6 separate regions of the Homo sapiens genome follow, and all the other regions are linked to region 1. The links are chromatin loops, found by intact Hi-C in ENCODE. Cell type or tissue: endothelial cell of umbilical vein. All regions are shown on one strand. Region 1 overlaps GPR143 (G protein-coupled receptor 143). Region 2 overlaps SHROOM2 (shroom family member 2). Region 3 overlaps SHROOM2 (shroom family member 2). Region 4 overlaps SHROOM2 (shroom family member 2). Region 5 overlaps TBL1X (transducin beta like 1 X-linked). Region 6 overlaps SHROOM2 (shroom family member 2).

Region 1 (4,000 bases):
GATATATACTCTAACTTCCAATGGAAAACTGGAAAATGGAAGTGGACAGTGTCTTTGTCTGTGATTTTTATACCAGGGATCAACACAGTGTAGCCCTCAGGACAAATCCGGCGTTCTTCCGTTTTTGTAAATAAAGTTTTATTGGAATATAGTCACACTCATTTCTTTATGTACTGTCTGACTGCTTTTGCATGACAACATCAGAGTTGAGTAGTTGCCTCAGAGACCACAGTGTGGCCCATGAAGCTGAAAATATTTACTATCTGTTCTTTTACAGAAAAAAAATCGACAGAAAAAAATTGGTGTAGATAATTTATCTCCCTCTTCTCTTGCTTCTTGCGGCTACTCAGTGAGGATGTCTCCAAATTGGTGTTGCCTTGTCAACCATGAATACAAGCAGGGAGCTCTGTATAGATCCATCCATACATTCTGCTTTTCTGGGGAACTTTAAAAGGACAGATGCACTGTCAGCAGCTGTTATAACGGAATGCACTTAGTTGGAAAGGGAGTTTCTGTGACTCTCCCTCGCCTGTGGGACCCCGGAGACTCCTGGCAAAGTTGCATCTGAGCCTTAGGGTGCCATTGCTGCAGGGCGCACAGGGAGCCTTGAGGTGCTCCCAGGGTCTTTAGGAGCTGTACCTTTTAAGCATCTTATCCTTAATCATCTCTTCATTTTCACAACGCCTGACCCAGGGCGCTCGGTGTTCTTCATGCTCACAGTCTCACTCTCTTATTTGTCATTTCCTTTCTGTCTTTGCATCGGAGTCACTTCTCTTTCTCCTCTTGTTTCTCTTTCTCCTTTCAAGCCTTTCCAGATTGAATTTTAGCCTCTACAGCTAAAGATAAAACCGCCTGTTAAAAGAAAGTGGCAGCGTTGAGAGGTGGTATAGTAATTCTTCCTATGGCAAGAGGAGACGGGTATTGCATTTTTCCCACCTGATTTTTTTTTTTTTTTTTTTTTTTTTTTTTACATTTTCTGCCACTTTCCCCTCTGGTTTGACAACTCCGTCAATATTAAGGGTGTTTAATTTATTTTTTGTCATTCCCCCTTCCGTGGCCATGAGGCTGTTTGGTTAGCCCCTTTTCCACCTCCCTCTTTGGTTGAGCTGGAGCAGACCTCCCTCCCCTTTGCCTTCAGTTTCCTCTTCCTCTGTGCCATTTTGCTTCTCTCCTACATTAAGCATTTCGCAGCTGAGAGTTGTTACCTTGGTAACATATGTTTGTGAGGCCCTCCAGCACATTCTGTGGTGACCAGTGACTCCTATGACCCCTCAGTAGAAATCTTTGTCCTTTTCTCTGACAAGAACCTCTGAAACTATTGTTATCCATAACCATGAGAACACATTTCCTCTGAAATATGCAGCTGGCATATTTTGAGTTGTTCAAGCCCAGGGACAAGATTTTATTCATGTTATTGCCCAAAACCATGTAGTAAGTACTCAAAACCTCACTATTTAATGGAGTGCCTTTGTCTCTACTTGAATTGCGTTTTTTCCTTGAGACCCAGTGCAGGGAATCCCCCATCCCAGGGTGTTTTTCTTTCCGATCTTTTCCCAGCAGGAACCTTTAAAAGCTTCCTCCAGTGGAATGCCTTAGGGGTCCTCCCATTTCTGAGACAGAAACATGGTTGATCTCCCTTACTCTCCTGCAATTTATGGCTTGTTCCAGACATGAGAAATGACTCACATTTCCTTTGGGCAGTCAGCAGCAGATTTATGCATTTCCCTTTTTGTTCTCATCCTCTTATCTTGACTTCCAGATAAGTAGATGTCTTTTAGCCAAAACTTTGCTTTTGAGAAGAATGACTTTGGTTTTCCTCTCTCAGGTGTGAGCGGGGCCTGGACCACGCCATCCCCCACTATGTCACCATGTACCTGCCCCTGCTGCTGGTTCTCGTGGCGAACCCCATCCTGTTCCAAAAGACAGTGACTGCAGGTAAATACTAGGGAAGCTCTCTGGGTACACGGCCACTGGGAGCGGCCCCATGCCTCGGGCTCAGACAGTGACACATGTTGTCCTGGAATTCTCCAGGACAGTTGACCTCATTTGTCATCCTCCAGAGACATCAGCAGAACACAGCTGCAGAAAGTAAGCAGGTTCAATAAATGAAAATGTGCAGGCCTCTGCCCGCACAAGTTCTGTACCATCGTTTGTTAGCTCAGTGCCAGGACTAGTTGACTTTTCACTTCTGTACTGGGCTTCTCCTGGGTCGGCTGCAGGAGTGCCCTTGGACGACTGTGGAGGTGTGAGAGGAACAGAAGGAGAAGAGAAGGGAGGGGGAAGGGACTGAGTCTGTACTGAGGCGGCTCCAGCCCCATAATGCACTTGGCTGATGTTTTTTCTCAGATGGGCAGGAAACAGGAAGTGGAGCACAGGAAATGAGTCAAGGTCAATGGTTAGAAAAGGATAAGAGTAATGAAGTCGTTGGCAACATGTCTGGGAAAGACTTCTAGGCTGGGGCTGGAGACCTGCAGTCCAGCCCCTACTTTCCCCTCAAGGAAGTGTGTCCTGGAGTGAGCCTCCCACCTCCTCAGGCTGCCAGAGATCTCTCAAGGGGAGAATGGGAATAAGGAAATTTGCCTTAACTGAGAGGTCCTTTGAAGATCACCTGTTGATTGTTGAACTTTTTAAAAACATTGTTGAGAGTACTCTATCATTGGTAATAGGAAATTATTGTGATTCTTCGGACCATTCTCTTCATATCTACACTTTTTGTTTTCATTGAGACGGAGTCTCGCTCTGTCACCCCAGGCTGGAGTGCAGTGGCGTGATCTCGGCTCACTGCAACCTCTGCTGCCCATGTTCAAGTGATTCTCCTGCCTCAGCCTCCTGAGTAGCTGGGACTACAGGCAAGCGCCACCACGCCCGGCTACTTTTTTTTGTATTTTTAGTAGAGACGGGGTTTCACTATGTTGGCCAGGCTGGTCTTAAACTCCTGACCTCGGGTGATCCACCCACCTTGGCCTCCCAAAGTGCCGGGATTACAGGCGTGAGCCACCACGCCTGGCGCATATCTACATTTAAATATAGTGTGTTAAATATAGCATTTTAAGACAAAATCTCATCAAAAATAGTGATTTGAGCTGATGGAAATGACTTATAGAAAAAAGACTGAAAAGAAATACACTAAGATGTTAACAGTGGTTACCTCTGGGTGGACGGACCATGGGTCATTCATACTTCTCTAAACTTTTAAATATTTTCTAACTTGTCTATAAGAAGAAATTAAATTTTTTTCAATATTTTAACAAGCGTGCACTATTTTTATTTTTTTGAGATGGGGTTTCGCTCTTTTGCCCAGGCTGGAGTGAATTGACGTGATCTCGGCTCACTGAAACCTCCGCCTCCCAGGTTCAAGCGATTCTCCTGCCTCAGCCTCCCGAGTAGCTGGGATTATAGGCATCTGCCACCACAGCCAGCTAATTTTTGCATTTTTAGTAGAGATGGGGTTTCACCATGTTGGCCAGGCTGGCCTCGAACTCCTGACCTCAGGTGATCCACCTGCCTCAGCCTCCCAAAGTGCTAAGATTACAGTTGTGAGCCACTGCACCTCTATTTTTATAACAGAGAAAATGAGCTTTTAAAAATATAGTTTCTGAACTAGGAGCATTCAAATAAAATTGGGAATTTATTTATTTAGTTATTTTGAGACGGAGTCTTGCTCTGTCACCCAGGCTGGAGTGCAGTGATCTTGCCTCACTGCAATCTCTGCCTCCTGAGTCCAAGGGATTCTCGTGCACCAGCCTCCCGGATAGCTGGGATTACAGACGTGCACCACCATGCCTGGATAATTTTTGTATTTTTAGTAAAGACAGAGTTTCACCATGTTGGCCAGGCTGGTCTCGAACTCCTGACCTCAAATGATCCACCCACCTTGGCCTCCCAAGTGCTGAGATTACAGGTGTGAGCCACTGCACCCAGCCAAAATTGGGAGTTAACATAGTAATGTACCTGTGTTAATTTCATAGTTGTGAAGAACATCCCCATGGTTGCATAAGAT
Region 2 (4,000 bases), 110 kb before region 1:
ATAACTGGGATTACTTAATTTTGCATTTTCAAAGTGAAAAGGCGATCTGAAAGAACTGATAGGCAACCAAGAAACAGGAAAAGGAACTGCTGGCCATTAGAACAAAGTGTCCCCGCTTCTCAGAACGCACAGCTGTTTACTTTAATGGACATTCCCATCCTACTGCTATTTCAAAGGGACGGGCCTTGTTCAGTGAGATAATCTAATGCTGCCGCCGTGCAACGTCAGGGAGGCCTAGGGGGCACTGAGCCGAGGCTGCTGCACCTTTCTCTGGAGTGAACTCAAAGGGCCCCTCAAGCCTTTGACTTTTTATTGGGTAACATATGGATGATCTCACCCGTCACAAGGGCTATCTTTCTTTTTTGAACAACTCTCTTCAGGGATGCCTTTGTCACAGCCTAGGCAGCAGAGCCTAAGAAGGCAACACGGGGAAAACATAAAGCCCTGGAGTGCACACGCCAGCGCTCGCAGAGGCTGGGAGGGGCCGCTGCAAGTGGAGGGGCTGCATGTATAGAACACACACCCTCAGGATGGGGTCTACAGCCTCGAGCACTGGGCATTGTGGTGAAGGGACAGGGTCCTTCCTTCTGAAGGAGCAGCCACTACCCAGTGTCGGGGGTAGTGACTGCTCATGGGGAAATGAGCAGCCAGGATGCACGAATTTTGCAATGTGTTTAATGCAGCTGAAAATCTGGAATTTCGGGGGCGGGGTGGGTAATCTCCCTGTGTCTGCAAATGTTCACAATCTTTTTGCTTTTAAAACTAAGTGAAAGCACGGTGGACACAGTGACTCACACCTATAATCCCAGCACTTTGGGAGGCCAAGGCAGGAGGATCACTTGAGGCCAGGAGTTCGAGACCAGCCTGGGCAACATGGTGAGGCCCTATCTCTACAAAAAAATTTTAAACATTAGCAGGGTGTGGTGGTGTGTGCCTGTAGTTCCAGCTACTCTGGAGGCTGAGGCAGGAGGATCACTTAAGACCAGGAGTTTGAGGATGTAGTGAGCCGTGACTGCACCACTCTGCACTCCAGCCAGGGCGACAGAGCAAGATTCCATGTCTCTGAAAAAAAAAAAAATTCTTAATTAAAAAATAAAACTAGGTGAGGCCATCCCCACTCCCCCTAAAATCATGTCCAAGGGTCAAACGTGTAACCACCAACTGGCATGCTCTGGTGCAGGAAACTCACACCCCACTCTGTATAAACATCAATTCCTTCCGCATTATTTTTGTGTTAGAATCCACAGTGTCATGCAGGATCCCTACACACCAAGGTGGTGTTCTCAACGTTCCCTCACTGTTTCTCTTCATCCTAGACTTCATTAGCATGTCACCTTCGTGTCCTCTTTCTGCCTCTTCAAATTTGACTTCTCTATCAGGGCTTCATTCAAGTCCCACGTTCTCCAGGAAGACCGCACCTTTTGGAACTGACGTCCTCCTCTCTCCCCCATTACTAATATCAGAGGATCCCTGGCAGCCATCAGCCCTGCCCTCCTTAATATCTGAATCCACCATGGAGACTGGAGCAGCCTCGTGCCCCCTTGCAGCGCAGGGTGGCATGTGCGGTCCCAGCGGATGGGGGAAAGGCAGAAGTCAGCTGCAGGCTTGAGGAGAGCCTTTGTCTCTGCAATCAAAGGGGCAGAAATGTCTGGTACCACCCTTTCCCTTTTCTTCTGGTCTTAAACAAAGACAGGATGCGTGGGGATGCAGCAGCTACCATGCAACTGGGAGAGAAAGGCCTGAAGAGTCACGGAGGCCAGGAACAGCACAGCCTCTTGCCCAGAAGTAGGGGTGCCCCGGCGCTGCATCCCAGGGGCAAACGCTCCAGTCCAGGATCCCCAGTGAGGCAGTTAGAAGAATGGAACAACTCTTCCCAGAAAACACTGACATTTCTCAAGACTCATCATTATATAAGTCCAGATGATTTTTCCTTTAATGTTTATAACTTAAAAACCAACACTCAACAGAATAGTTCTAAACAGCAAAACTTTGTTCACTTGTGTAATTAAAATATAAAACATCTCAATCCCAATAGATTGAGGGGTATAATCTATTAATGCGTCTGAGGAACAAGCAAAGAAAAATGATAATGTCTGGCTGTTTTTATGTTTTTCTTTAAGACACAAATTGCATCTGCCCGAAAAATGGGGCTACACGGAGGTAGTTTTTTTATTATGCTAAACACATTCCTCATCTCATCAGTGGTATTATTTCTCCATGCTGAACTCTTGTTAGAATCAAACCAAAACAGCCAAACTATTCTCTAATTTGTAAGCCTCCTCTGAAAGTACTTAAGATTTATGCCACTCTAATCAAGACACCACTGAACAAAACCCAGAAGCCCTTTGTTGACTTTTTCCAGCAGACAACTCTCAAAGGCAAAGCATTTATTTCCCCCAAGTTCATTCGGTTTTGCTTTAAAAAAAAAAAAAAAAAAAAGGAAACATTCTTAAGTCTTTAAAAAATGACTCCCATTCAAAGTAATTAATTCTTCTGAGACAGCAGCACTCAGCCTCAGCTAAAGCCGAGTAACTTAGGAAGATTTTTAGTGCGCTTTGGCGGGTATGCAACCTTCTGCCAGGATGGTGGAATCTGCCCACCTCTGCTTTTCCAAGTTAAAACCCGAATTAGTCATCCATCTGCCACAACACTGAGTTAAGCGTGTGCCTAGTTCGTGGTGGGCAAGAGTTTGCAGAGCACAGCGACAAGGCGGCTGACACACCCGATGGTCGTACAAGTCAAGGATGGGTTCATCGCTTCTTCCTGGCGCAGAGCAGTTCCCACTTTCCTTGGCAAAGTCTCAGCTCCAAAGCTGTTTCTGAAACCGTAGCAGCCTTGTTTCACTCCACATCCTGTACTGTACTCAGTCCTTTTAGGGACAAAATCTGATGCAATATCTATCTATCTATCTATCTATCTGGATTAATATGGGAATAGTTGGGATTTTTATCGAGTTCAAAAATTGGGGCATCAGCTATTTTCCATGACAGATAAAAAAAATTTCTGCCCCCAAATTCTAAAAACAAAATAAGCGTAGGTAACAGTGACAGATTCTGAACAGAGCTAAAATGCATAACACAATGGGCAAAGGTCCTTTTTACCACATTTTGACATCGAGGGTGCCAAGATATGATAGGATGCCTTTTTTTTTTTTTTTTTTTTTTTTTTACTATACTTTAAGTTCTGGGATACATGTGCAGAACGTGCAGGTTTGTTACATAGGTATACACGTGCCATGGTGCTTTGCTGCACCCATCAACCCGTCACCTACATTAGGTATTTCTCCTAATGTTATCCCTCTACCCCCAACTCCCCGACAGGCCCTGGTGTGTGATGTTTCCCTCCCTGTGTCCAGGAGTTGAACAATGAGGATGCCTTTTTTTTTTTTTTTAAAAAGAGTGGACCACTTACACATATGTAATTTTTAAAGTAACAAAGTTTAAAACAGCCACAATTAAAAAGGAAATAAATTTTAATTTTTTGGTTCTCCTTTAAAAAGATGCCCTGAACATCTGCCGCAGACTCACCCGTGGCATTCTTTGAAGTGATTTTGACATGAGACATGCTAAGATTACGTGTGCCGTTTACTCCAAATAAAATCACCGAGGAGGAGTCTGCAATAAGGCCCAACTCCCGTGTTTCTGTTTCTCCTGACCTTATGAATTTAATATAACTCTCCACAGTACAATCCCAATTTAAATATGGCCATCCTGTGTTGCTCACACCACTACAGCAGAAGCTCTCAACTCCCTGCCCCCCAAGCTGTGATTCCCACTCTTAAAAACAATCGTGGGATGAGAGGTCAGGCAATTATTTCTTTCTCAATTTTACAGAAAAGCAAACTCAGGACCGTGAAGAGTAATGAGTTGCTGTGACAGTCACTCTGTGTATGCGACTTTCACAAGAACAGCAGGGCTGGAATCGGTGGGCACCAAAGCTTTAAAACACGAGAAAATGCAAAATAAAGGGATGGCAACTATGACCCCCATCCAGGTGCCTT
Region 3 (4,000 bases), 87 kb before region 1:
CAACAGTGAGATGCTCTTTTTATTTCTTTTCTTTTTTTTTTACTTTTTGTGAGATGTTGTCTCAAAGAAAATAAATAAATAAATAAATAAATAAATAAGGTGGAGAAAGAGCACTGGGGAGGAATGGCCAAGAGCACTGATGAGCAACACCAATTTACTTCGCAATGAGCCCATGGCTTCCCCTTGACCTCTTCCAGGTGAAGTTCCACGAGCTGCCTTGGCAACACCTGAGCAAAGCAGTGAGCACCGAGCTCTGCTCCCTGTTTTGGAGGGAGCTCTGCCTCCCTGTCTTGCCGGCTCGGTTCTGCAGGCACCTATACAGCATTTCCCATGCGCACAACATTCTGGAGGACATGCAACACCACACGGAGTGTCTGAGCCTCTCTTTTCTTCCAGCAGATTCCTCCCTCTGGAGGACACCACCTCCTCCTGACAGGCTTCCCCAGCACTCTCCTGGTGCATGGGACTCAACCCATGCTGGGGGCCACAGTCCTGGGATAGGGTGACAGGTCCAGCGCTGCAGCTCTTGGCTCAGCACCACCACCACACTGAGATGGACCCCCGTTTGCTGTGGGGGGCATCTTGCGCACTGGCAGATGTTGAGCAGCATCCCTGCTCTCCACCCACAAAGGCCAGTGGCATCCCCCCATCTTAAGACAACCAAAAATACCTCTGGACATTGCCAAATGTCTGGGGAGCAAAGTCACTCCCAATTGTGAACCACTAGTGTAGATGGGAACCTCAGCGAGGCTTGTCAGGGAGGAACATATCCTTCCTTTGAGGCTGCAGGTCTGTAGAACACAAGCCCAGGGACACGTGTGGCCACTGTGGGAAATGTGCTGGAGAACTAGGCCAGCAGGAAGGAGGCCGTCGGATCTCAGTGGGGTGGGACAGGGAGACACAGTGGGTCCTCCAGCATGCCTGAAGCCCCTCGAGACTTTCTAGCTGGGGAGTTAATGCAGTCCCTCTCCCACGGAAGCTAATGGTCTAGGCTGTATTTCTGTCACTTGCAACCAAAGTAGTTCTGGCTGTCTGGAGTTGTCTGGAATTCTGTTATCATGTGTGCACGTGCATGCACACACACACACACACACACACACACACACACACACAGAGTCTACTTGTGTGTCTCTTCATTGTCAGTGGAGTCCTTCAGCGCTCAATGTCCTAGTAACTAAGTGCTTAGTTATGAGGTCCCTAATTAGGAGGTCCGATGCAGGGGTGGGGTAGCTGAAAATGTGTACAGTGATTCATAATATAGTTTTAAACAAAAGTAGCCTGCAGAGCAAACATCTCCCAGTATTTTGATTCATTTTCTTCATGATGACCTAGGAGAAGAGAATTTCCAGCACTTTGGGAAAATGTGGAAGTCTGCCTTGGAGAGGAGAGACTGCGGGTCACTACACTAACACAAGAGCCAGAGAGAAAACTGGACAAAAAGTGTATTCATTTCAACATGGGGCGGTCACAGGTAATAAAACGCCCGCTCCACAACTGGCAGATTCCCGTTACGGAATGAGGACCAATGTGTTCCCACACACAGACAGTGAAGGGGCTCAGGGATGCTTGCTCTGAGGCTGCGGTTTTGTTCCGTCTGTCATTTCCTAGTCAACAGAGTCCCAGGGCCACCTGCTGTTTTCCTTCTCCACAAGGACGCGAGAAGACATTTGTTAAGTAGAAGTAAAGCACTTTCCATTGTGCCGGCAACTCCTCCTCCCATCTCATCTCCCCTCTGTGACTGCCCAGTCACAGGAAAACCTTTGCATGTGGCCACTTCCTGCTTCAAAAACCAACACAAATAAGTCCTTCCCCTTCCTCTGACCCATTACAAAGTAGATTTCTAGTACTTCCTATACACAAAACAAGAAATATCAAATATCTGAGGTTTTGACCTTGGCCAGAGGAACACCTGGTAGACCAGCAAGCAGGGGCCATCAGAGAAGCGGGCTCAGAGTGAGGTGCACCCGCCCCCCACCCTTACCCCTGCAACCTGCACACACGTTAGTGTTCAACAAGCAAGCCCCAGGACACATTGACCTGCAAGTGAGCTCAGCGGTCAGCTGGGGAGCTCAGCCGGTTCATATGCAGGCTCCTGCTGGTTCGTCTAGTGTGCTGGGGCACTCCCAGCTCTAGCTGTGCCCGCTCCCTATCCCATGTGCCTACTGGGTAAACGGTTTCCTAACTACTAAGCCTGCATGTGCCACATGGTCACATGCATTCTACTTCGAGGGAGCCAGCACACAATTCCAAAAGACTCGACCAAGAGATGGCCACGGGACAGCATCCCTCAGGACTGGAGATTTCCTTTCCACTCCCCACCAACCTAGTCATGCTCCCTGACAAACACAAAGTGCAAGACCAGCAAGGAGGGGTGTGCTGCAGAGGGAGGGGCTCGGCGGGCTAGAGAGACACAGGGTGGGCGTTACCTCCCATAGCAGAACCAAGTCCTGAGGATGGATCCCTGGCCAAGCCCCACTGTGCAGGCCTAAGGAGCTCCCTGCCTCTGGACAGGCACCCCTGGCTCCTCCAGGTCTTGCCAAGGTCATCCTGCCTCTTCAAGGACCAGACTCTCTTAAACACCTGAAGCAAACTTCAGCACAAAGAGAACACACGAAAGAAGAAGGTGCGAAGACCTTAACTAAGGTTCCCTAGGGGTCCCAGCCCTAAGGCCAAGGGAAGGATGACACATTAGGGAGAATCTGACAGTGGATAGCAGTGGCTCCTAACTGGCGTGTGCTACAGACTGAATGTGTGTGTTCCCCCACCCACAAAATCCATATGTTGAAATCCTGATCCTCATGGTGATGGTGTTAGGAGGTGGGGCCTTTGGGAGGTGATTATGTCATGAGGGTGGAGCCTCATGAATGGGATTAGTGCCCTTATTAAAGGGACCCCAGAGAGCTCTGTTGCCCCTTCCACCATGCATGGATACAGCAAGAAGGCACTGTGTGAACCAGGAAGCCCTCACCAGACACTGAATCTGCCACGCCTCGATCTTGGATTTCCAGCCCCCAGAACTGTGAGCAACAAATGTCTGTTGCTTTTGTTTGTTTGTTTGTTTTTGAGATGGAGTTTTGCTCTCATTGCCCAGGCTGGAGTGCAATGGCACGATCTCAGCTCACCGTAACCTCCGCCTCCCAGGTTCAAGCGATTCTCCTGCCTCAGCCTCCCAAGTAGCTGGGATTACAGGCATGCGCCACCACACCCGGCTAATTTTGTATTTTTAGTAGAGACAGGGTTTCTCCATGCTGGTCAGGCTGGTCTTGAACTCCTGACCTCAGGTGATCCGCCCACCTCAGCCTCCCAAAGTGCTGGGATTACAGGCGTGAGCCACCGTCAACTGGTCTATGGTCTTTTGTTATAGAAACCTGAACAGACCAAGACACAGTGACTGTGGTCCCCATCCCCTAGACACTTGGCAATGTCTAGAAACAGTTTTGGTTGTCCTCATTTGGAGACAGATGCCAAGATGTTGCTAAATATCCTACAATCCACAGAAAAGTCCCCACAGCAAAGAATCATCAAGCCCCAAATGTCGATAGTGCCATGTTGACAAACCACATCTACGGCACTAACCAGCTATTTCGGTTTCCCCTCTGAAACAGTCTTTTCTGACAAAAGTCAGTGTTTTCCTCAGTTTCCCTCCCCACTCTCCTGTGTGTAGTTCCATGGGTTCAACCTTAAGCCTTCCTCTAACGCACAACAGAATCTGACTTCTCTCGCCTTCTGCCTAAACTCAGAACTCACAAGATGCCTCTCGTGAGACCCATGCATTCAACACATGGTGTTAATGTCTGGCCTTTGCCAACAGGCTGGACAGTTATCTAAGAAACTAGGGGTTGTAATCCCAGCACTTTGGGAGGCCGAGACGGGCAGATCACCTGAGGTCCAGGAGTTCGTGACCAGCCTGACCAACATGGAGAAACCCTGTCTCTACTAAAAATACAAAAATATTAGCCGGGCATGGTGGTGCATGCCTGTAATCCCAGCTACTCGGGAG
Region 4 (4,000 bases), 170 kb before region 1:
ACGCACTCAGGGAACATTTCTCATGACTAAACATGCACACCTGATTTCGCCGCTTTTTTTTCTTGAGGATGTAGCTGACTCACCATTTTTTCTCAATGTCCGCATTCAATGCCTGTGTAGTGAGAATGCCTGTTTCTTACTGCTACTGAAAAACAAAAGGCAAACGAGGCAGGCAGGTCTTCATGCGATGCTGGCGTCCTCCAGCCAGCTCCCTCGGGGAACCCATCTGCAGAACTCACATGGAGCAAGGGTCCCACATACCAAGGGCTGCAGTCCCATCAGAGCAGATGATGGCTCTACGGCTTCCAGCCTAGAACACGGTGTTAAGAGCACCGCCTTCCAGTTCCAATGTGCTTTCAGCTAACCGTGAATCCCAAAGCTGTAAAAATTGCATGCATCCACGAGGACATGCAGCACCGGCGAGCATGCCCTTACACATACGTGCACGCCTGTGGAGCTCGAGCCGGAATCTGCACCCTGATTTGCATTATTTCTCATCTTCAGGCAGAAGAATAAACAATGAGAACACATTCGCCGACCTCACCAGACCTTACCCACAGCATTGTGAGCTGACAAGCAACCTGCCCTTCAAGATAGCAGAACAAAAGAGCCACTGGGAACTACAAACCCCTAACAAACGGCGCAGGCGTCCTGAAACCGGTCCCATCTGGGATGAAGTGCCCCGAGAGCAAACGCAGAGGTCCCTTACCCGGCTCTGCTTACCGTGCTGGATGGGAGTTCGCCCAGCTGTGAAGGCAGCGATGTGCTTCAGGGACCCACAGCCCGCCTCTGCTGCAGCTCTCCTCCTGCCTACTGAATGGAGTCCTAAAGCCAAGCTCACAACAGCTGGCCTGTCTGTGCCTGCTGTCTTGTTGATGGGCAAGCTCACGCAGGCTCCGTCAACCTTCACCTCCACGGCTCAAGGCTCCGCTTGCATTTCCCATCACTTCATCAGCAACTCCTTGCCTCAGTGGGGAACATTCCCAACACTTCAGTGCTTAAACCCCAAAAGTCTTGTAATTTAAAACCCCAAAAGGCTTGGGGGGCAGTCTTCCTTTATGTGTGTGTGTGTGTGTGTGTGTGTGTGTGTGTGTGTGTGTGTGTGTGTGTGTCTTGTAATTTAAAACCCCAAAAGGCTTGGGGGGCAGTCTTCCTTTATGTGTGTGTGTGTGTGTGTGTGTGTGTGTGTGTGTGTGTGTGTGTTTGGAGAAAGGATCTTGCTCTGTCTCCCAGGCTGGAGTGCAGTGGTATGATCATGGCTCACTGTAGCCTCCAACTCCTGGGCTCAAGTGATCTTCCTGCCTCAGCCTCCCAAAGTGCTGGGATTATAGGTGTGAGCCACTGTGCCCAGCACTTCTTATATTTTAACGGGGAAATATAGAAAGCCCACTGCACTGATGTTACAGCTTTCTCTATTAAGTGATGCTAGATAATCCTATAACATATGTGACACACAGTTCAACTCCACAACCATAAGGAGGAAAAAGAAAACATTCAACAGCCTATTCTATGTCCATATATTCTTGGGTTGATTACACACTCATTAGGAATGTAACCCATCAAGCAACTAACAAGCGTTTCCGGAACTTTGAGTGTGTGCAAGGCACTCAGGGAAGACAAAGGCAGGCTGGACCTGACTTTCCCAATTAACCATTTCACAATGATCTCTATTTAAAGTCCCTGAGCCCCACCTCCCTCCTAACGCAGCCCCAGACCTCAGCACCACAGCCCCTCCAGGAAGCAGCGTCGCCAGCCACTGCGCCTCACAGCCCTATCCCACCCTCCCACATCCTGGGCTTAGCCACCAGGACGGAGTTTCTCTTTCCAACCTGTTCCTGTCACCCTCTTCTACATTCATAGCAATTACTTCCAACTCTTGCTCATTTCTCCAAATAACATATGCTGCTTTGCAGCCTATACTGTATCACTGCTATTTTAGATTTTTTTCCCCCATATCGACACTTAACCTTAGGCACTGTGCTGATTCATTAATGTTATATCCCTTAAGCATGTAAATAAGTCTGCGAGCAAGGTTGCTCTGCATATCCCCATGATCCAGGGCCGTGAGGTCAGCAAGCTTGGGGGACCTGACACACTTACACTGAGAGGCAGAATGAGGATTCCAGCCTGTGTCTTCAACTCCGAAGCCCGTGTTCTTTCCAGTACTTTTCATCTTCACGTATTACTTTACCAAGTACATGTTACTGTCTCTAAGAGAGGGTGCCATTCACCCCGGGCCATCACCTTTTCTCAAATGCTCAACACATACTGCCAGGCCACACACGGAACAGCAATCAGCTGATGGCTGATTAAATATTTTATTATAGGGCTGGGTGTGGTGGTTCACGCCTATAACCCCAGCACTTTTGGGAGGCCGAGGCGGGAGGACTGCTTGAGCCCAGGAGTTGGAGACCAGCCTGGGCAACATGGCAAGACCTGGTCTCTACATAAAAATTTGTAAAAAATAAATATTTCATTATACTTTTTTTTTTTTGAGATGGAGTCTCACTCTGTCACCCAGGCAAAAGCGCAGTGGCACCATCTCAGCTCACTGCAACCTCCGCCTCCTGGGTTCAAGCAATTCACCTGCCTCAGCCTCCCGAGTAGCTGAGATTACAGGTGCACGCCACCATGCCCAGCTAATTTTTGTATTTTTATTAGAGACGGGGTTTCACCATGTTGGTCAGGCTGGTCTCGAACTCCTGACCTCAAGTGATACGCCCGCCTCAGCCTCCCAAAGTGCTGGGATTACAGGCGTGAGCCACTGCACCTGGCCAGGGTCTTGCTATGTTGCCCAGGCTGGTCTCAAACTCCTGGCTTCAAGCAATCCTCCTGCCTCAACCTCCCAAAGTGCTTGGATTACAAGCATGACCCATTGCGCCTGGCCAGCATCTCATTTTAGAATGGGTTTAGATTTACTAAAAAATTGCAACAGCCAGGCGAGAGCTCCCATATGCCCTCTACCCACTTCCCCCTATTATTAATATCTGACTTACTATGGGGTGTGTTTGTCATAGTTAATGAATCAATATTGGTACATTAATATTAACTAAAGGTCACACTTTATTCAAATTTTCTGTTTAATCAATGTTCTCCTTCTGTCTTTGAACCTCATCCAGGTACTGCATCATACTCAGGCCTGCTTCTTCAGACTCCTCTTGCTGTGAGGGTGCTATAGCTTTAGACTGAACACTTGTGCCCCCCACCCCCAAATTCCTATGTTGAAACCTAACCCCCAGGTGATGGTGTTAGGAGGTGGGGCCTCTGGGAGGTGATGAGGTCATAAGGATGGAGCTCTTGCGAATGGGATTAGTGCCCTCATAAAAGGGACCCCTGAGAGCTCCCTCTCCCCTTCCATCATGTGAGGACGCAGCAGAGAGACAGCCATTTGTGAGCCAGAAAGCACCTTCACCAGACACCGAATCTGCCAGTGCCTCGATCTTAGACTTCCCAGCCTCCAGAACTGTGACAAATACATTTCTGCTGTTTATAAATCATATAATCTTAGGTGTTTTATTATAGCAGCCTGAATAGGCTATGATAGTTTCTCAGGCTTTCCTTGTTTTTGATGACCTTAATAGTTTTGAAGAGGTCTGTTCCGGCATTTTGCAGCATGTCTCTCAATTGGGAACTGTCTGATGTGTTTTTATGATTAGCCTGGGACTTCTGGGAGAGAGACCATGGAAGTGAAGTGCCACTGTTATCCTATGATATCAAGGGGCATGCTGTCAATGTGACTTACCTGTCAACGTTGGCCCTGATCGCCTGGTGAAGTTGGTATACACCAGTTTCTCCACTGTGATGTTCCTCTCCTCGGTCCCCTTTGCCACACTGTACTCTTTGGAGGGAGCTTACTGTTGGCAGCCCACACTGAGCGGGGAGCGGGGGAGCTATGCTCCACCTCCTTAAGGGCACAGTAGCTACATAAAGTATTTGCAATTTTCTGCACAGCAGATTTCTCTATTCTTCATTTGTTAATTTATTCAACCATCCTGCGTAT
Region 5 (4,000 bases), 84 kb after region 1:
GAGGCAGGACGGAAATGCTCACTGGAACACAAACTATCGTCATCCTTTCTGCACTGCATTCACTGGTTGTGTACGTATAATCTATGCAGTTTGATCCTACGTGTAGATCTGTGGAACTGTGTCTCTGGTCAAGGTACCAAACTCTTCATTCAACACAAAAGAACTCTCCTATAACCTTCCTTTGTACGCACGTGCTCCCATCCCTACTCCAGATCTGTAGCAGCCACTGATCTGGTGTCCACCTGTATATTTTCAGCACTTTAAGCAGGTCCTATAAATGGAATCATATAGTCTGCAATCTTCTTCCTTTTTTTTTTTTTTTTTTTTGAGACAGAATCTCGCTCTGTCGCCCAGGCTGGAGTGCAGCTGTGCAATTTCGGCTCACAGCAACCTCCACCTCCTGGGTTCCAGCGTTTCTCCTGCCTCAGCCTCCAGAGTAGCTGGGACTACTGGCATGTGCCACCACGCCTGGCTAATTTTTTTGTATTTTTAGTAGAGATGGGGTTTCACCATATTGGCCAGGCTGGTCTCAAACTCCTGATCTCAAGTGATCTGCCCACCTAGGCTTCCTAAAGTGCCGGGATTACAGGCATGAGCCACCGCACCTGGCCCAGTCTGCAATCTTCTGACGTGGCCTGTTCTACTCGGCACATTTCTCTGGGGGTTCCTCCAGCTTGCTGTGCCTACCCACAACTCCTTCCTTTTCACAGCTGAGTGGTGCTCCACGGCACAGGCATGCCACAGCTTGCTTCAACTACGCCCACTGATGGACACTGGCCATATGTCCAGAATATTGCTATTATAAATAAGCCACTGTTTTCTGTTTTTTAAATAACTGGATTTTGTCAGACACCAATGTAGCTTACAAATGATACTAGCTGTGCCAGGGATTTGCCCCAAACACTTATATGGGACTATGAAAAAGCCCTTATCATGTAATATTAGTAATATTAATATTACTGTGAATACAGGTGGTTCTCTCTTCCCTTTGAGACTAATTTTCTAAACTCTGAAAAACAATCTACACATGGAACTTCTCACCTATAATACCATGACCTCCCCCTAAAATCGTGGTAAAATATATATAACATAAAATATATCATGCTAACCATTTTTAAAAAAAATTTTTAAGAGACAGGGTCTCACTCTTTTGTCCAGGCTGGAATGCAATGGTGTGATCATAACTCACTGCAGCCTTCACCTCCCAGCCTCAAGTGATCCCCCCACCTCAGCCTTCTGAATAGCTGGGACTGCAGGTGTGAGCCCATGCCTGGCTAATTTTTGAAAATTTTTTTTGTTATTGAGACAGGGTCTTGCTACGTTGTCCAAGCTTGTCTTAAACTCCTGGCCTCCAGTGATCCTCCCACCTTGGCCTCCATCTTAACCATTTTTAAGTGCACAGTTCAGTGGCATTAGGTGCATTCACACTACTGTGCAACCATCACCATCAACCATCCCCAGAACGTTATTCATTTTGCAAAATGGAAACTGTACCCATTAAATAGCAACTCCACGTCCCCTGCTTCTCCCCATCCCCCAGCAACCACCCTTCCACTGCCTGTCTTTTTGGATTAGACTCCTCGAGGTATCCCTTCTAAGTGGAATCCTACAGTATTTGCCTTTTGTGGCTGGCTAATTTCACTTGGCATAGTGTCTTCAAGTGTCATCCGTGCTGGAGCCTGTGTCAGAATTTCCTTCCTTTTCAAAGCTGAGTCATGATATTCCACTGTATGGATGGACACGTTCTGTTGATGGAATTTCCTCTGTCAATGGACATCTGGGTTGCTTCCGCTGAGGTGTTCTAAAGGACACTGTACTGCTCCCCTAAAGTGTGAGGTCAGTCTTGGAAGGAGGGGGCATGTCTTTCTGTTCAGCTCTCTCAAGCCACTGTCCTCACAACAGCAGCTCACAGATGCAACAGGAGGAGATCAGCCCAGCACACAGCCTGGCCTCCACTCCGGCAAAAACTTGAGGATGATGAATCCCACTCGACTGACAGCACCCTGTTCAGAGGCCTAGGATATGAAGGGCATTGGAACACAGGGAAGCCTCAGGGAAGTGCTTCTTTCACGGACAGACTGAAGCTCCCAGGACCCCTCTTGAATCCAGACTGGTTGGCTTTGAACAGTGTTCTCTTCTACAGGGCATGAGCTACAACCCATCCCTCAGCATCAGGCCCCCACAAGACACCTGGTGCTTTTTCAGAGGGGATCTCACTTCACCCTCAGTCTTATGTTTCTGTAGAAAGTGTTGAAGAACAGGGAACCTTCCCCTCCGCTCCACCTCACTCTAACCGAGACCCACGCCAGCTTACCCGCTGTGAACTTGCTGGGTCATCTGCCAGGTACTCTTTTTGGACAGTATAACCTCGCTGCGTGTTGGTGGGCGCTCAGCACAGCCTTTTATCTCTGTGCTTGGGTTTGTTGTGGAAAGAGGAGGCCGCTGAGGTCTCACTCACTCTTCCATGCACTCCTCTGAGGCTAACTCACCTGAATGGCATCGCCACCAGAGAGAAGCACTGCAGGTGAAGTGTGTCACCCAGCAAGACTCTTTCTTTTTTTTTCAGACAGGGTCTCACTCTGTCACCCACTCTGGAGTGCAATAGCACAATTATGGCTCACTGCAGCCTTGACCTCCCAGGCTCAGGCAGTCCTCCCGCCTCAGCCTCCTGAGTAGTTGGGACTACAGGCATGAACCACCACACCCGGCTAATTTTTGTATTTATTGCCCAGGTTGGTCTTGAACTCCTGGGCTCAAAGCAATCCACCCACCTCAACCTCCCAAAGTGCTGGGATTATAGGCGTGGGCCTCCACACTGGGTAGAAATCTTTCTTATTAATGATTTTCTTGGCATGGAAGCTTCACGAAATGAATGACAAATGTCACTAAGTTATATTCACAACCCTGAAAGTCTGGGCATGTGGATGTACTACTTCACTATTATCTTACTCTGTTCGGGCTGCTCTACCAAAATACATAGAGTAGGTGGCTTATAAACAACATGTGTGTTTCACAGTTCTGGAGGCTGGGAGTCCACGATCAACATGTGGCAGATTGGGTGTCTGGTGAGAACCCGCTTCCCGATTCATAGATGGTGCCTTCTCACCGTGTTCCCACATGGTAGAAGGGGCAAAGGAGCTCTCCTCATGACTTCATCACCTCCTAAAGGCCCCACCCCCAAATACCATCCCCTTGGGGGTTAGGATTTCAACATAGGAATTCGGGGGAACAGAAACATTGGGACCATAGCAACTATCCTCCTTATGAGCAAGGATGACATATAACACAGAGCCATATATACGTTATGTAAATAAAAGAAGCATGCCTACTTCTACCCAGCTAGTCAGGTGTGCAGAAATGGGCTCTTTAGGAAAACAAGAGTGCCCAGAGTGTAGATGCTCACTTTTGATAACTAGTGATACTCTCACTCTGAATAACCCATGTTTGGTGACGTTAATGGAGGCAAGAAAAATGTATAATAAATTGGCCTCTCAGCTACGAATCAGGGCAAATCAGAACATAAGTTCCACTGAATAAGGAGATTTCAACCATCCTCTAGGGTCTTTAAATCTTTAGAGCTAAGCCAGAAGTTCCTCACTCTGGGAATTCAGCGTGTGTGAGAAGTGGATTTTTACCATTTATTATGGTGACAAGCTCCTTTTAGTAGCTACAGTGTTTAAAATTACTGCCGTCATGGACACGGAACTTGGTAACATCCCTGTGCCGGACACAACGTTAGTGAAATTCCATTTCTACTTGTGTTTCTTTTTCTTCAGTACTGTCGCCACCACCATCATCACATGGTTTTTATTAACTTGTCTGCCTGTTCCTGGTGGTGTGTGGACGTCAGTCACAAAGCTCCAGGTAGGGAAATACTTCGCTGGGTTTTCGATGACTTTGATACCATGGGTATGTGGGCAAATGCACAGAGAGCTTTCGTGGCCGCCACAGGGCCCAGCCTGCGGAATCCTGCTATCTGGAAGCCTGGCCTTTGCCTTGC
Region 6 (4,000 bases), 120 kb before region 1:
TGAGAGGTGGAGGTTACAGTGAGCCAATATCATGCCACTGCACTCCAGCCTGGGCGACAAAGTGAGACTCTGTCTTGAAAAATTAAAATTAAAAAAATTAAAATAAAATCAAGGAAACTATTTTGACCCAGTATAAGAGTGATATATAGTGAACTTTAAAATTGTGTCTAGGGCTGAGAGCAGTGGCTCATGCCTGGAATCCCACCACTTTGGGAGGCCAATGTGGAAGGATCGCTTGATTCCAGGAGTTCGAGACTAGCCTGGGTAATATAACAAAAGAAATCCTGTCTCTACAAAAAAAAAAAAAAAAAAAAAAAAAAAAAGGGTAAAAAATTAGCCAGATATGGTGGCACCCAGCTACTCAGGAGGCACCCAGGTACTTGGGAAGCTAAGGCAGCAGGATCACTTGAGCCCAGAGGGTTGAGGCCGCAGTGAGCCGTTATCATGCCAACCCACTCTAGCCTGGGTGACAGAGCGAGACCCTGTCTCAAAAAAATAAAAATAAAAGGCTGGGCACGGTGGCTCACGCTTGTAATCCCAGCACTTTGCGAGGCTGAGGTGGGTGGATCACGAGGTCAGGAGTTCGAGACCAACCTGCCCAAGATGGTGAAACCCCATCTCTACTAAAAATACAAAAATTGGCTGGGCTTGGTGGCACGCTCCTGTAATCCCAGCTACCCAGGAGACTGAGTCAGGAGAGTCGCTTGAACCCGGAAGGTGGAGGTTGCAGTGGGCTGAGATTGCGCCACTGCACTCCAGCCTGGGCGACAGCGTGAGACTTCATCTAAAAAAATAAATAAATAAATAAAATAAAAATAAAAATAAAAATAAAAATAAAAATAAATGAAGTTGTGTCCTTCTCTCCACAATGACATGTTTGAATTTAAGTATCACAGGAAAATCTTTAGGCAAAACCATAAAGACTCATGGCTTGCAGGGTCTTGGGACAGCTTTTGAAGCAGCACTTCTTCAGGGTGACACAGTTCTGTGTCTGACTCAGTGGTGACCGGGTGGGGTTTTCGGTGGGAATGTGTCTCATTCCCACAAGCACGTGTGTAAGCAAGTCCTGAAGGACTCTCAGAAAGGGCTGTCAGTTGCTCTGACTTCACTGCAAAGGACAACATGATGCTGTTTCTTCTCATCTGCAAGGATTCCTAAAGCTTCCCCTCTAGATATGAAGGACGCATTCCACAACATCCATCAGCCTTCCCCCACCACACTCCACCTATATTTCCCAGCAAAAATGTGTTTTGGTTTGGGAGATAAAAGTCTTCATTTTTTCCCCTGGCTTCCTTATCCAGATAAAGTACCTCTACATGTTTATGGTGCTATGGGGAAAAGTAGTCAGAAAAGCAGCAGCAGCTTTGAAAACCTCCATTCTATTCTCTTTGCCCCACTGAACTTCTCAAGTTCAGTAGAATTAATTAGGCTTAATTAGGCACCTTAGGGAAGGTGCCGCATGCGTGATAGCATCACAATGATGCTCATTTTGTCACAGTCCCAGGTCTACAAGGTAAGGAAGCACTTGGCACTGCACCGATTAGTGACAGCCGCTTAATGTCTGTGGAGTGCCAGAGCCACAAATGAGGAAGTTCTGTCCTGTAGTACTTAGGAAAAATCTTTGCTCTCACTTGCTCTAACCTCAAAAAGCCCCTCTACAAAAAGCTAGGAAGTCAATCATCCCCGACCCATGACGATGCCGGCCCAGGTGCCATGCTATGGGCACTCACAGACCCAAAGCACCAAGTCCACACACCCGGGCAAATACTGTTGTTTTAGTTATTAACTGATATTCTGTGTGGAAACTCACTCTTATGGCCCCGATTAGAGTTCAACGTCTCCTAACGTGCAGAATGCCTCATTGTTCTCATGGAAATGTTTTCTCTAGGAACAGCAGGAAAAAAACAGTTAATCAAAGTCTTTTATGGAACAAAGTTGTTGATACTTCGTTGAAGAGACAATCCAAATGAAGTCCCATAAGGGCAAGGGCATCCTGAGTGCAGCGGGGGAGCAGGCTCACGCTGAAAAGAATGGGGTCCCTGCAGTGGCAGCATGAGGGGGATGTGACCCTCTGTCTCGGGTGGAGATAAGAAGGCCTCCAAATAGAAACGGCAACTAGAAAAAGCTGGGAAGGCCTTCCGCAGAGGCTTCCCCGTGAAGAAGGGCGTGGAGGCAGGAGGCCTGAGGCATGAGTGTGTGTGCAGGGGAGTGTCTGAAGATAGGGCCGAAGTGGGGGAAGACGAGGACCCCGCCCTGGAATGGGAATCTGGACGCTGTCCTGCAGGCAGTGGGGGCCCAGCGAAGGCAGCCATGGCAGTGGAGGAGTGAACTCATCACTACAGCAGCTGCTTCTGGAAGACTCGTCTTATAGTCACACACAAATGAATTTATTTGGCAATAAGAATAAAACGACAAGGACAACGACCCTGATGGGCACTACCCCTACATCTCTGCAGAACTCCTGGGGTAAGAGGCAGAGAAAAATCACGGGAGTAATGCACCAACTCCAGAGGCTGGGAAGGAAGATCTGGACATGTCACCTGCCGCAGGGTTTTCAGCTTGAGGGATTTGGAAAATCACAGTGACCAGAAATCAAAATGAGAGGAGAGAAAGCAGTTTTTTTTTAAGTCCAATATCATATTTCAAGGGCTATGAGTCACACCTGCAATTGATCAATTCTGACCACCTCAACAATGCTTCGCTTTCCAGAGATAAAATATCTGCATGATGAGGACAAGCACTGAAGTCACCTCTCAGTCTGCTTAATTTATTGAGCTCGGCGTCTTCAGAAAGGAAACCTGACTCATCCAGGAAAGAGACACGTTGGGAAATAAATGAGAACACCTTGTCCACACTGAAGGTTCTCTGTGAGACAGACTTGTGCTCCGATAACAGGGAAGCCCCTAGAAGATGGAAATCCCCACCCAAATGTGTTGAGACTTAAAAAAAAAAAAAAAAAAAAAAAATTCCTGGCCCCTGCTGTGGTCCCAGAGGCCAGGGCAGGGAAGGGAGTTGCGGTGCATCCAGATTCATAAGGCTTTTGGGCAGCAGGCACCAGGCACCGCCAAGATGCCCAAGGGGAAGGTCAGGTCAGCCCCAGGGGTGGCCAAGGCACAGCCCAGAGGTCCGCCAGGCTGTCGGCTCAACCTGCTTCTGCAGAAGTGGAAATGAAGCCCAAAAAGGCAGCAGGAGGCCAGGCGCGGTGGCTCACGCTTGTAATCTCAGCACTTTGGGAGGGTGAGGTGGGCGAATCATGAGGTCAGGAGATCGAGACCATCCTGGCTAACATGGTGAAACCCCGTCTCTACTAAAAATACAAAAAATTATCCAGGTGTGGTGGCGGGCACCTGTAGTCCCAGCTACTCGGGAGGCTGAGGCAGGAGAATAGTGTGAACCTGGGAGGCAGAGCTTGCAGTGAGTCGAGATGGAGCCACTGCACTCCAGCCTGGGCAACACAGCGAGACTCCAACTCAAAAAAAAAAAAAAAAAAAAAAAAGGCAGCAGGAAAGGATAAATCCTTAGGGAAAAAAAGCACAAAAGAGAAAAGGGGGAGCAAAGGGCAAATGGGCTGAAGTGGCTCAGCAGGAACCTGAAGATTGACCTGCAGGAAGCGGAGTCTAAATGCAAGTAGAGTCCAGGCTCCCAGGAAGCAGGAGGGAAAGAAACCTGATTACTATCATACACTGCTCAGCAGCCCCTGTCTCCCTTCCCATATATGCCAGGGGAATACTTTCAGCAACTGTTTTGTAAATGCAAGTTTTTTAGTAGTTCTGTAAACATTTTTAAGGAGAGAATCCCACCTAATTCCATGTTTTAAGCATAAATGCTTTTTTTAAAAGAGGTGAAATCATTTGCTAGTTGTTTTTTGGTATATATTTTATGAGAGGCTTTGACTGTCTTGGGTGCTAGGCTGGGTGGACAGTTTTCATATCCTACAGCACAAAGCATACTGACTGGCAATTTGCAGTCATGGTCAGGCCTTTAATATGTCTTGAGCAGC

The links. Peaks named below come from ENCODE experiments on the same cell type or tissue, not always from the same donor. Only the 100,000 strongest peaks of a DNase experiment are listed, where the experiment ranks them.
Region 2: a loop joins it to region 1, with 4 times the contacts of the local background. A loop is called at or near these places in 1 of 110 quality-filtered maps.
Region 3: a loop joins it to region 1, with 4 times the contacts of the local background. A loop is called at or near these places in 1 of 110 quality-filtered maps.
Region 4: a loop joins it to region 1, with 13 times the contacts of the local background. A loop is called at or near these places in 1 of 110 quality-filtered maps.
Region 5: it touches region 1 in a loop (14-fold over the local background); 1 of 110 quality-filtered maps calls a loop at or near these places.
Region 6: it touches region 1 in a loop (7-fold over the local background); 1 of 110 quality-filtered maps calls a loop at or near these places.

What each region holds. Positions count from the first base shown.
Region 1 is chrX:9,743,979-9,747,978 of GRCh38, reverse strand. GPR143 (G protein-coupled receptor 143) reads left to right here. Exons shown (of 9, transcript NM_000273.3): 5 at 1,826-1,935. Among named protein-coding and RNA genes, the nearest start is that of GPR143, 20 kb to the left of the region's middle. In endothelial cell of umbilical vein, no CTCF peak of the experiment used is centred here; DNase peaks (open chromatin) are centred at 1,598 and 2,368; H3K27ac peaks cover 3,659 bases.
Region 2 is chrX:9,854,464-9,858,463 of GRCh38, reverse strand. All of the region lies in intron 1 of SHROOM2 (shroom family member 2), which reads right to left. Among named protein-coding and RNA genes, the nearest start is that of SHROOM2, 70 kb to the right of the region's middle. RefSeq lists an enhancer at 1,163-1,663. In endothelial cell of umbilical vein, no CTCF peak of the experiment used is centred here; DNase peaks (open chromatin) are centred at 1,673 and 2,743; H3K27ac peaks cover 1,154 bases.
Region 3 is chrX:9,830,722-9,834,721 of GRCh38, reverse strand. The region is part of intron 1 of SHROOM2 (shroom family member 2); the gene reads right to left. Among named protein-coding and RNA genes, the nearest start is that of SHROOM2, 46 kb to the right of the region's middle. RefSeq lists enhancers at 1,418-2,061, 2,062-2,706. In endothelial cell of umbilical vein, no CTCF peak of the experiment used is centred here; a DNase peak (open chromatin) is centred at 1,741; H3K27ac peaks cover 354 bases.
Region 4 is chrX:9,909,311-9,913,310 of GRCh38, reverse strand. All of the region lies in intron 5 of SHROOM2 (shroom family member 2), which reads right to left. Among named protein-coding and RNA genes, the nearest start is that of CLDN34, 56 kb to the left of the region's middle. In endothelial cell of umbilical vein, no CTCF peak of the experiment used is centred here; a DNase peak (open chromatin) is centred at 1,640; H3K27ac peaks cover 1,551 bases.
Region 5 is chrX:9,660,088-9,664,087 of GRCh38, reverse strand. All of the region lies in intron 5 of TBL1X (transducin beta like 1 X-linked), which reads right to left. Among named protein-coding and RNA genes, the nearest start is that of GPR143, 100 kb to the left of the region's middle. RefSeq lists an enhancer at 1,265-2,464. In endothelial cell of umbilical vein, no CTCF peak of the experiment used is centred here; a DNase peak (open chromatin) is centred at 1,747; H3K27ac peaks cover 1,803 bases.
Region 6 is chrX:9,865,051-9,869,050 of GRCh38, reverse strand. The region is part of intron 1 of SHROOM2 (shroom family member 2); the gene reads right to left. It also overlaps the pseudogene HMGN1P33. Among named protein-coding and RNA genes, the nearest start is that of SHROOM2, 81 kb to the right of the region's middle. RefSeq lists enhancers at 1,697-2,662, 2,663-3,629. In endothelial cell of umbilical vein, no CTCF peak of the experiment used is centred here; DNase peaks (open chromatin) are centred at 1,940 and 2,750; H3K27ac peaks cover 2,551 bases.